2 separate regions of the Homo sapiens genome follow, and region 2 is linked to region 1. A link is a contact called in ENCODE Hi-C or POLR2A ChIA-PET data. All regions are on one chromosome and are shown on one strand. Each heading gives the region's core, a stretch centred on a gene start or an enhancer-like site at or near the end of the contact. The rest is flanking DNA. Distances are from core to core; before and after follow the strand shown. Region 1 holds the start of ZNF878 (zinc finger protein 878). Region 2 holds the start of ZNF443 (zinc finger protein 443).

Region 1 (4,510 bases), core at 843-3,342:
CACTGCAGGAGATCTGTCTCTCCCTCCTGGAGCAGTCATACATGGCCTTGTTCCCCTCCTGCCCTGAGACAAGGGGATGGCTTTGTGGGGGTGATAGACTCTTCGTGTCCTAAAGGTTTGCTGAAAACTAATTGATCTGAGGCAGATTGATTAATAGAAAAGAAGGCATGCAAATGTATTTAACATGTATACATGGGAACCTTCAGAATGAAGACACACCCAGCTATAAGACAGAGAAGATTATATAGCGACCTGAGGTCAGTAAATTAGGTTTAGTAGCAAGACAGCTTAGTAGACTGAGAAAGGAAGAGGCTTGGCTAGAGGTGGACTGTTACGTAGATGATGTCTCCCCCAGAGAATAGACTTTTTTCCTTTTTATGAGACAAGGTCTCACTCTGTCACCTAGGCTCGAGTGTAATGGTGCAATCTCTGCTCACTACAACCTCCGTCTTCTGGGTTCAAGCAATTGTCCTGCTTCAGCCCCCCGAATAGCTGGGATCACAGGTGTGTGCCACCAAACCCAGCTCATTTTTATATTTTTGGTAGAGATGGGATTTCGTCAAGTTGGCCAGGCTGGTCTCAAACTCCTGACCTCAAGTGATCCACCCACCTCGGCCTCCCAAAGTGCTGGGATTACAGGCATGAGCCACCATGCCTGGCCCTAATCTATTTACTTATCTTTTTGGTAGAGACCTGGTCTCACTGCGCCCGGCCACTGGTTTTTTGTTTTGTTTTGTTTTGTTTTTTTGAGACACAGTCTTGCTCTGTGGCCCAGGCTGGAGTACAGTGGTGCGATCTCTGCTCACTACAAGCTCCACCTCCCGTGTTCTCGCCATTCTCCTGCCTCAGCCTCCCGAGTAGCTGGGACTACAGGCGCCCACCACCACGCCCGGCTAATTTTTTTTTTGTATTTTTAGTAGAGACGGGGTTTCACCGTATTAGCCAGGATGGTCTCGATCTCCTGACCTCGTGATCCGCCCACCTCGGTCTCCCAAAGTGCTGGGATTACAGGCGTGAGCCACTGCGCCCGGCCAGCGCCCGGCCATTTAAAAAAATTTTAAATAATAAAGACAGGGATCGGCGGGCGAGGTGGCTCACGCCTGTAATCCCAGCACTTTAGGAGGCCGAGGCGGGCGGATCACCTGAGGTCGTGAGTTCGAGACCAGCCTGACCAACATGGAGAAACCCCGTCTCTACTAAAAATACAAAATTAGCGGGGCGTGGTGGCGCATGTCTGTAATCCCAGCTATTTGGGAGGCTGGGGCAGGAGAATCGCTTGAACCTGGGAGGCGGAGGTTGCAGTGAGCCAAGATCTCGTGCCACTGTGCTCCAGCCTGGGCGACAGATCGAGACTGTCTAAAAAAAAAAAAAAAAAAGAAAGAAAGACAGGGATCTCGCTGTGTTGATGATGTTGGCCTCAAACTCCTTGCTTCAAGGGATCCTTCCGCCTCAGTTTGCCAATGTGGTGGGATTATAGACATGAGTCACCATGTGCTACCTCTCTTCAGATTTTAAAGGTGTCAAACTCTCAATAGCTTTTAGATCAGGGAAAGGAAAAGAACGGGGGAGCTGGCAGTGCTTCATTAACGGAGATTCTCTACAAATGTAAATTTCCCCCTCAAAAGACAGTTTTGCAAGGCCACCTTTTGTTTGCTGGCCAAGCAGCAGCCATTTCAAAACTGTCAAAGAAATATATTTTGGCAGGGCAATATCTTGGGGCAAAATATTTTAATGTCTTTCACATTTTGTGGACACTGAATCTGGAATTCCCTGCACACTTGTGTCCCGTGTAGGATGAAGGGGCAGGGACGGCCCACGGAGTGAGGAAGACAACAGTGTCCCTTCTAGCAGTTCGGAGCAAGTTTGGCCGAAGGCAAATATTCGAAGTAAAGGTGGGAGGGAGGGAGGGAGCTGACCTTGGAAAGTGTGGCCAGAACCAGTCGCTTCGGCTCTGCAGCGCCCAGTTACCCGGGGCTTCTGCTGTCACTCAGGGAAGGGGGCGGAGTCTAGACCCCTATCCAATCAGGGGCGCTAGGGCGGGGCCCTGCCACTGTCCTCCAGGGAAGGGGAGGTTGCATTCCCGCTCTCTTCACTCCTAGGGCTGCTCGCGCTAGTTAAGGTCTGGGGCTTTCTTGCTCCGAGAGGGACCAGTTACTTCCGCCGTAGCTGCTGTTGCTCTGTCGACTGCGCTGTGACCTGCACTGTTCACGGGACCTTTAGAGAGGACGCCAGAATACCTGGAAGCCAGGAAATGGTGAGCATGCGGTGCTGGGGAGTCCCAAGGCGAAAGGAGGGACTGGGTGGAACCGAGAGGAACCCGCTGTGGCGGGGCCCGGGCCCCCCTGCAGCGACTCTGGGCTCCAGACACAGTCCCCCTAGCGCAGCTCGGCCCTCGGTCCCCTCGGCCGCTGGGTGGAGCTGGGCCGGCAGCCGGGACCCCGGGCGTCCTGTCCGGTCCCTGCGCGGCGACTGCGGCCCCGGCCCCGGCTCCCTCTCTGAGCAGCTCCGCGCCCGCAGCCCCGCGTCTCCCCAGATTGTGCGGTGACCATGGAAGGGTCATGGGGGATCCTGCCTCGGGTGTGGGGTTCGTGTGGGAGGAGCTGTGGGCTGTGGGGTCCCCAGTTCCTTTTTTTTTCCAGTTAAAAATTAAACTGAGGCACTGTTAAAAAATGAGAGTTTATTTTAGCAAACAGCGATTAATGAATGAGAAACTCCCAGTCCTGGCTTGTGGTTTGGTAACGGAAAAACCCAAATCGTGTAGAATAAGTTTATTCTGAGCCGAATAGGAGAGACCTCGGCTGAGGGAAACACAACCCCGCGAAGTCTGGAGTAAGCAATCCCGAGGCAGCTCCTGACAGTTTGGTTTTATTCATTTCAGGGAGACAGGAATTGCAGGAAAATGATGAATCAGTGCCGGGAAGGTGTAAGTTCCTTTGGCCGAAAGGCGGGACACATGGAAGCGGGGTTAGAAGGCACAGGTGGTGGAGGGATTCTGTAGGTGGCAGTTGGTTGAGAGTGTGTAAAGCTTTGTCTAAAATTTGGAGGCTGTAGGAAGGAGGGCTGTTATCTGCCACGTTATTCCATCCCAGTCCCCGCCCCCTTCCCCAAAAGACCTGTTTTTATTTTACCAGATTTTTATATTTTTGAGACGGAGTCTCGCTCCGTCGCCCCAGGCTGAAGTGCTGTGGCGCCATCTCGGCTCACTGCAACCTCCGCCTCCCGGGTTCAAGCGATTCTCTTGCCTCAGCCTCCCGAGTAGCTGGGACTACAGGCGCCAGCCACCACGCCCGGCTAATTTTTGTATTTTTAGTAGAAACGGGTTTCACCATATTGGCCAGGCTGGTCTTGAACTCCTCCTGACTTTGTGATCCGCCCACTTCGGCCTCCCAAGGTACTGGGATTACAGGCGTGAGCCACTGCGCCCGGCCAATTTTTGTATTTTTAGTAGAGACGGGGTTTCATGATATTGGCCAGGCTGGTCTCGAACTCCTGACCTCGTGATCCACCCTCCTCGGCCTCCCAAAGTGCTGGGATTACAGTGGAATGCCCCACTGCACTCCAGCCATGGTGAAAGAATGAGACTGTCTCAAAAAAAAAAAGTTAAGCTCCTTCTTATATAGGCAAAAAACAAAGAAATTTAATTATCGCAACAATTAGTACAACTAAATTAATTGTACAATTAATTTAATACAACTAATTAGTACAACTAAATTAATTATACAATTTAGTTACAGGTTTTTTTGTTTGTTTGTTTGAGACGGAGTTTCGCTCTTGTTGCCGAGACTGGAGTGCAATGGCGCAATCTCGGCTCACTGCAACCTCCGCCTCCCCGGTTCAAGCGATTCTCCTGTATCAGATTACAGGCGTGAGCCACCGCGCCCGGCCCAGGACTTTAAAATTTTCTTTGCAAGGGGTTTTAATTTCTTTTCTTTTCTTTTTTTTTTTTTTTTTTTTTTTGAGACGGAGTCTCACTCTGTCACCCAGGCTGGAGTGCAGTGGCGCGATCTCTGCTCACTGCAAGCTCCGCCTCCCGGGTTCACGCCATTGTCCTGCCTCAGCCTCCCAAGTAGCTGGGACTACAGGCGCCCGCCACCGCGCCCGGCTAATTTTTTTGTATTTTTTAGTAGAGACGGGGTTTCACCGTGTTAGCCAGGATGGTCTCGATCTCCTGACCTCGTGATCCACCCACCTCGGCCTTCCAAAGTGCTGGGATTACAGGCGTGAGCCACCGCGCGCGGCCGGTTTTCATTTCTTTTCTTATTTAAAAAAGTGAATTTAACATTTCCAGCTTCAGAAGATGTGATGGCCATGAAGTCTTTGTGTAAGAAAAGTAAGAGGGAAGTTAGTCTATAATGAAATCAATCCTTAAGAGGGAAGGGGTCTTTCCTGACTTGCTTGTCATTTAAAATATTTTACAAAACAATATAGGTAAGAAAGAAAGCTAATCTGTAATCAGGGAATGGAAGGTTCCCTGGCTGGCTCTGTTACCGCTGCCTGTGAGGTGTCTCAA
Region 2 (4,510 bases), core at 1,078-3,577, 390 kb before region 1:
AGAAGAAGAAAACCTTCAAATAAACAACCTAAGAATGCATCTTAAAGAATTAGAAAAGCAAGAGCAAACCAAACCCAAAATCAGTAGAAGAAAAGAAATAATAAAAATCAGTAGAAATAAATGAATTTGAAATGAAGAAACAATAGAAAAGAACAATGAAACAAAAAGTTGGTTTTTTGAAAAGACAAACAAAATTGACAAACCTTGAGGTAGACTAAGAAAAAACCAGGCCCAAATAAATACAATTAGAGGTGAAAAAGGAGACATTACAGTTGATACTGCAGAAATTCAAAGGATCATTAATGCAACTAAGAACAACTATATGCCAATAAACTGGAAAACCTAGAAGAAACTGATAAATTCCTAGGCAGATAGAACATAGCAACATTGAACCATGAAGAAATAAAAAACCTGAACAGACCAATAACAAATAATGAGATCAAAGCCATAATAAAAAGTCTCCTAGCAAAGAAAACCCCAGAACCCAGTGGCTCCACTGCTGAATTCTACCAACATTTAAAAAAGAACTAATACCAATCTTACTCAAACTATTCCAAAAAACAGAGGAGAAGGCAATACTTCCAAATTTATTTTACAAAGCCAATATTACTTTGACACCAAAACCAGACAAAGACATGTCAGAAAAAGAAAACTATAGGCCAGTGTCACTGATGAATATTGATGCAAAAATCCTCAACTCAATACTAGCAAACTGAATTTAACAATACACCAAAAAGATCATTCATCATGACCAAGTGGGCTTTATCCCTGGGATGCAAGGATGGTTCAATATATGCAAATCAATCAATGTGATGTATCATTTCAACAGAATAAAGGGCAAACACCATATAATCATTTCAATGTGCACTGAAAAAGCTTTTGATAATATTTAACATCCCTTCATGATAAAAACCCTAAAAAAAAGTGGGTAAAGAAGGAGCATACCTTAACATAATAAAAGCTATATATGGCAGACCCACAGCTAGCATGATAATGAATGGGGAAAAACTGAAAGCCCTTCCTGTAAGATCTGGAACACAATAAGAATGCCCACTTTTACCACTGTTGTTCAACACAGTACTTGAAGTCCCAGCTAGAGCAATAAGACAAAAAAAAAAAAAAGAAAAAAAAAGAAATAAAGGGCATCCATATTGGGAAGGAAGAAGTCAAATTATCCTTGTTTGCATATAATATGATCTTATATCTGGAAATACCTAAAGACTCCACCAAAAAAGTATTAGAACTGAGAAATAAATTCAGTAAAGTTGCAGTATACAATATCAACACACAAAAATCAATAACATTTTTATATGCCAACAGTGAACAATCTGAAGCTACTTGAGAGGCTGAGGTGGGAGGATTGCTTGAGCTTAGGAGGTAGAGGTTGCAGTGAGCCATGATGGCCCCACTGCACTCCAGCCTAGGTAACAGAGCAAGACCCCATCTCAAACAACCAAAAATGTGTAGAAGGATGGTTACCAGAGGCTGCGAAAAGTAGTAGCGAGGAGTAGTTATGGGGGAAGTGGGGATGGTTAATAGGTATAAAAAATAGTTACAAAGAATGAATAAGACCTAGTATTTGCTAGCACAACAGAGTGACTATAGTAAAAAATAATTTAATTGTACATTGAAAAATCTTGAAAAATTTCATTGAAAAAGAGCATAATTGGAGCCAGGCGCAGTTGCTCACGCCTCTAATCCCAGAACTTTGGGAGGCCAAGGTAGGCGGATCACGAGGTCACGAGTTTGAGACCAGCCTGGCCAACATGGTGAAACCCAGCCTCTACTGAAAAATACAAAAATTAGCCGGGTGGTGGCGCGTGCCTGTAATCCTAGCTACTCGGGAGGCTGAGGCAGGAGAATTGCTTGAACCCACCCAGGAGGCGAAGGTTGCAGTGAGCCTCGCACCATTGCACTCTAGCCTGGGCGACAGAGCAAGACTCCCTCTCGAGGAAAAAAAAAAAAAAAGATATAATTAGTTTGTCAGTCCGTGTCCAGGAGGAAGAAGCAGGAGGTCCTATTGAGTACGGGCAGGAAATTCCGCTTAAGTGCAAATATAACCCGGGAGGATTCAGATCAAAGAGCAGGGAGGAAGCCCCCCCTGCCAAGGGCTGTGTCAGGAACTTGCTCATCCGGCTCCACTCAGCTGTGCAAGATCGCTTCTTCTGTCAATCAGCCCTCAGGGGGCGGGACCTGACGCCCTATCCAATCAGGGGCGTGGGGCGGGTTCGTGGGAACTGTCAATCAGGCACTGCCCAGAGAAGTGTGTGTGGTTGAAAAAGCCCGCGGCGTCTGCTCCACCCACCTGCGCTCGGCTCTGGGTTCTGTAGCTGAGAGACGACCTGGAAGTTCTGAGGCAGCCTTTGTCTGGCTGGAACACGCATTGGCAGCGGGAGCTGTCGGTAGGACCTGGGACACCGCGGAAGTCGGGAAATGGTGCGTGTGCTGGGCCGGCGTCCCGAGGCGGGGGAGGGGTTAGGTGGAACCGGCCGTAATCGGCTGTGGCTGGACCCGGGCCTCCCCAAGGGCGACTTCGGGATCTACGGACCCGGGTCCCCCTGGCGTAGGTCGGCCCTCGGCCGCAGGGTGGGGCTGGGCATGCAGCCGGGACCCCGGGCGTCCTGTCCCGTTCCTGCGCGGCGACTGCGGCCCCGGCGCCCTCTCTGGGCAGCTCCGAGCCCGCAGCCCCGGGTCTCCCCAGATTGTGCGGCTGTAACCAACACAGGTTCGCGGCCCGACTCACTGCACCGAGACGCCGAGGGCTGCAGCAGAAACGGTTTAACAGGAGGAGAGGGGAGGACACCCCAGATCCGCCTCCCTGAGGGATTTGGGGTCTGGACGGGGGCGGCTGGGTGTAGCGTCCTTGGTTGGTGGGGAAGTGAGGGGTGAATCCTGGGACAGGAGGTGAAGAAACCGCATTCTGCTGAGAGGGCTCCCTCGTGGGGTCTTCAACCTGGTTGGCGCCAGCCTTTCTGCTGGGATTCAGGATCTGAGAACTCCGGCGACTCTTGAGCAGCACTCGGAGATCTTATCCCCAGGCACAATGGGGAAGCCGGCGGTCAGCGTCTGCTGTGACCTGACTCTCAGGGAGGCGGCCCCTTGAGGCAGCGGGGCTGAGGGCACCTGTTTAATATCTAACTGCAATCTCGCCTCCAGCCTGGCTCGCAGTTCCTGTGAACCCGGTGAGGAGGCTGCACGGTGACGACGAGTCACCAGGTGGAATCCAGACTCGTGTGTGGGGTTTGTGTGTGGGAGGAGCTGTGGTTTCCGTGGTCCTCAGTCCTTTCTTCCTTTCCAAGGGCGACCGTTTCCCCTCTGAGTCTTCCAAAGACGTGGGCAGCAGGGTCTCAAATCCACCACTGTGTTCTCTCATCCTGACTCTTCCTAGGGCTGGCAGCAAATCTCTTGGTTTCCAGAGACTTCCCCAGGCTAACCTTCTGTCCTTAATTCACAGCAACAGTATGAACTGTTTGGCCCCAGGCGATATTTCACTAGTTTGTCATCTTGTTTTCAGCTAGCAATGTATGGCTTTTTCTTGAAAGAATTGTTTTGGGTTCCTGAACACGGTGGGTCATTCCTGTAATTCCAGCACCTTGGGAGGCTAAGGCAGAGGTATTGCTTGATCCCAGTAGTTCCAGACCAGCCTGGGCAACATGGCAAGACTTTGTCTCTAGTGTAAATGATAATAATAAAATTAGCTGGGCTTGGTAGCTGGCACCTGTAGTCGCAGCTACTCCTGAGGCTGAGGTGGGATGATGGCTGGAGCCCAGGAGTTTGAAGTTGCAGTGAGCTATGATCGTGCCTCTGCATCCCAGCCTAGGCAACAGAGGCCGACCCTGTCTCAAAAAAAATGGATGTCCACAGCTGCCAAGTCTCTTGGAGGGTCTAGTGAATATCATCCCCTGGGTCACTCCTCCCAGGGGACAGCCTGAGATGGAAGGTGTGGCCCCCTGGGGAGCAACTGGATCCACTGGGATGGGAGGAATCTTCTGGTATATAATTCCTGTAAAAAGCTAACTCCTGGGACACTCACCTTTTCTTCCCAACCCTAGTTTCCATTCCTTGGAGACACATGACTGAACAGCCAATTTCATGGTCATATTCCATAGGAAAAAAAACGGAAATGATTTTTGCCTTCTGGACTCTCTCAGACTTAAAAGGTAGAAAGTTATATCTAAGGACTGGAGAACCTGCCCTTTGAGGTAGTGCAAGATCCTGAAAAGCACACAAGGCAGTGTCTCCTAGGAGGGTGGTGAGTGTCTCCTAGGAGGGTGGCGAACAGAATAGGGTTAAGGGATGTCCCAGGTGATAGGATGACCTGCACTGATTGTTGCATTAGACTTTTCTGTGTTCCAGTCAGCACTGCTGATTCCTGAGTTTGTTAGCTTGAAAAGATATGTTTACTCTTTTCAGCCTAAATTTTTGATTAACCGTGAAATACATCCTATGATTAGAGATTGTTATTTTATACTTTGAAGACAAAGTATACCCAAAGTTGGAAAGAGTCGGA

What was found. Hi-C counts contacts between places; a loop is a spot of excess contacts on that map. ChIA-PET counts read pairs that join two places held with the same protein, here RNA polymerase II (POLR2A). Pooled maps may share reads with other maps.
Region 2: a loop to region 1 is called in a pooled map, with 4 times the contacts of the local background. The contact joins the promoter of ZNF443 here to the promoter of ZNF878 in region 1. A Hi-C loop is called at or near these places in 1 of 168 maps with a recorded cell type or tissue (PC-9), 1 of 37 single-sample maps with no recorded cell type and 7 of 50 pooled maps. POLR2A ChIA-PET finds 5 or more read pairs at or near these places in 1 of 52 experiments (WTC11).

Annotation. Positions count from the first base shown.
Region 1 is chr19:12,050,543-12,055,052 of GRCh38, reverse strand. It overlaps ZNF878 (zinc finger protein 878), which reads left to right and starts at 2,092. Exons shown (of 4, transcript NM_001080404.3): 1 at 2,092-2,254. The coding sequence starts at 2,252. RefSeq lists an enhancer at 1,753-2,258 and a silencer at 2,447-2,496.
Region 2 is chr19:12,438,838-12,443,347 of GRCh38, reverse strand. It overlaps ZNF443 (zinc finger protein 443), which reads left to right and starts at 2,327. Exons shown (of 4, transcript NM_005815.5): 1 at 2,327-2,436. The coding sequence starts at 2,434. RefSeq lists an enhancer at 1,879-2,148 and a silencer at 2,559-2,648.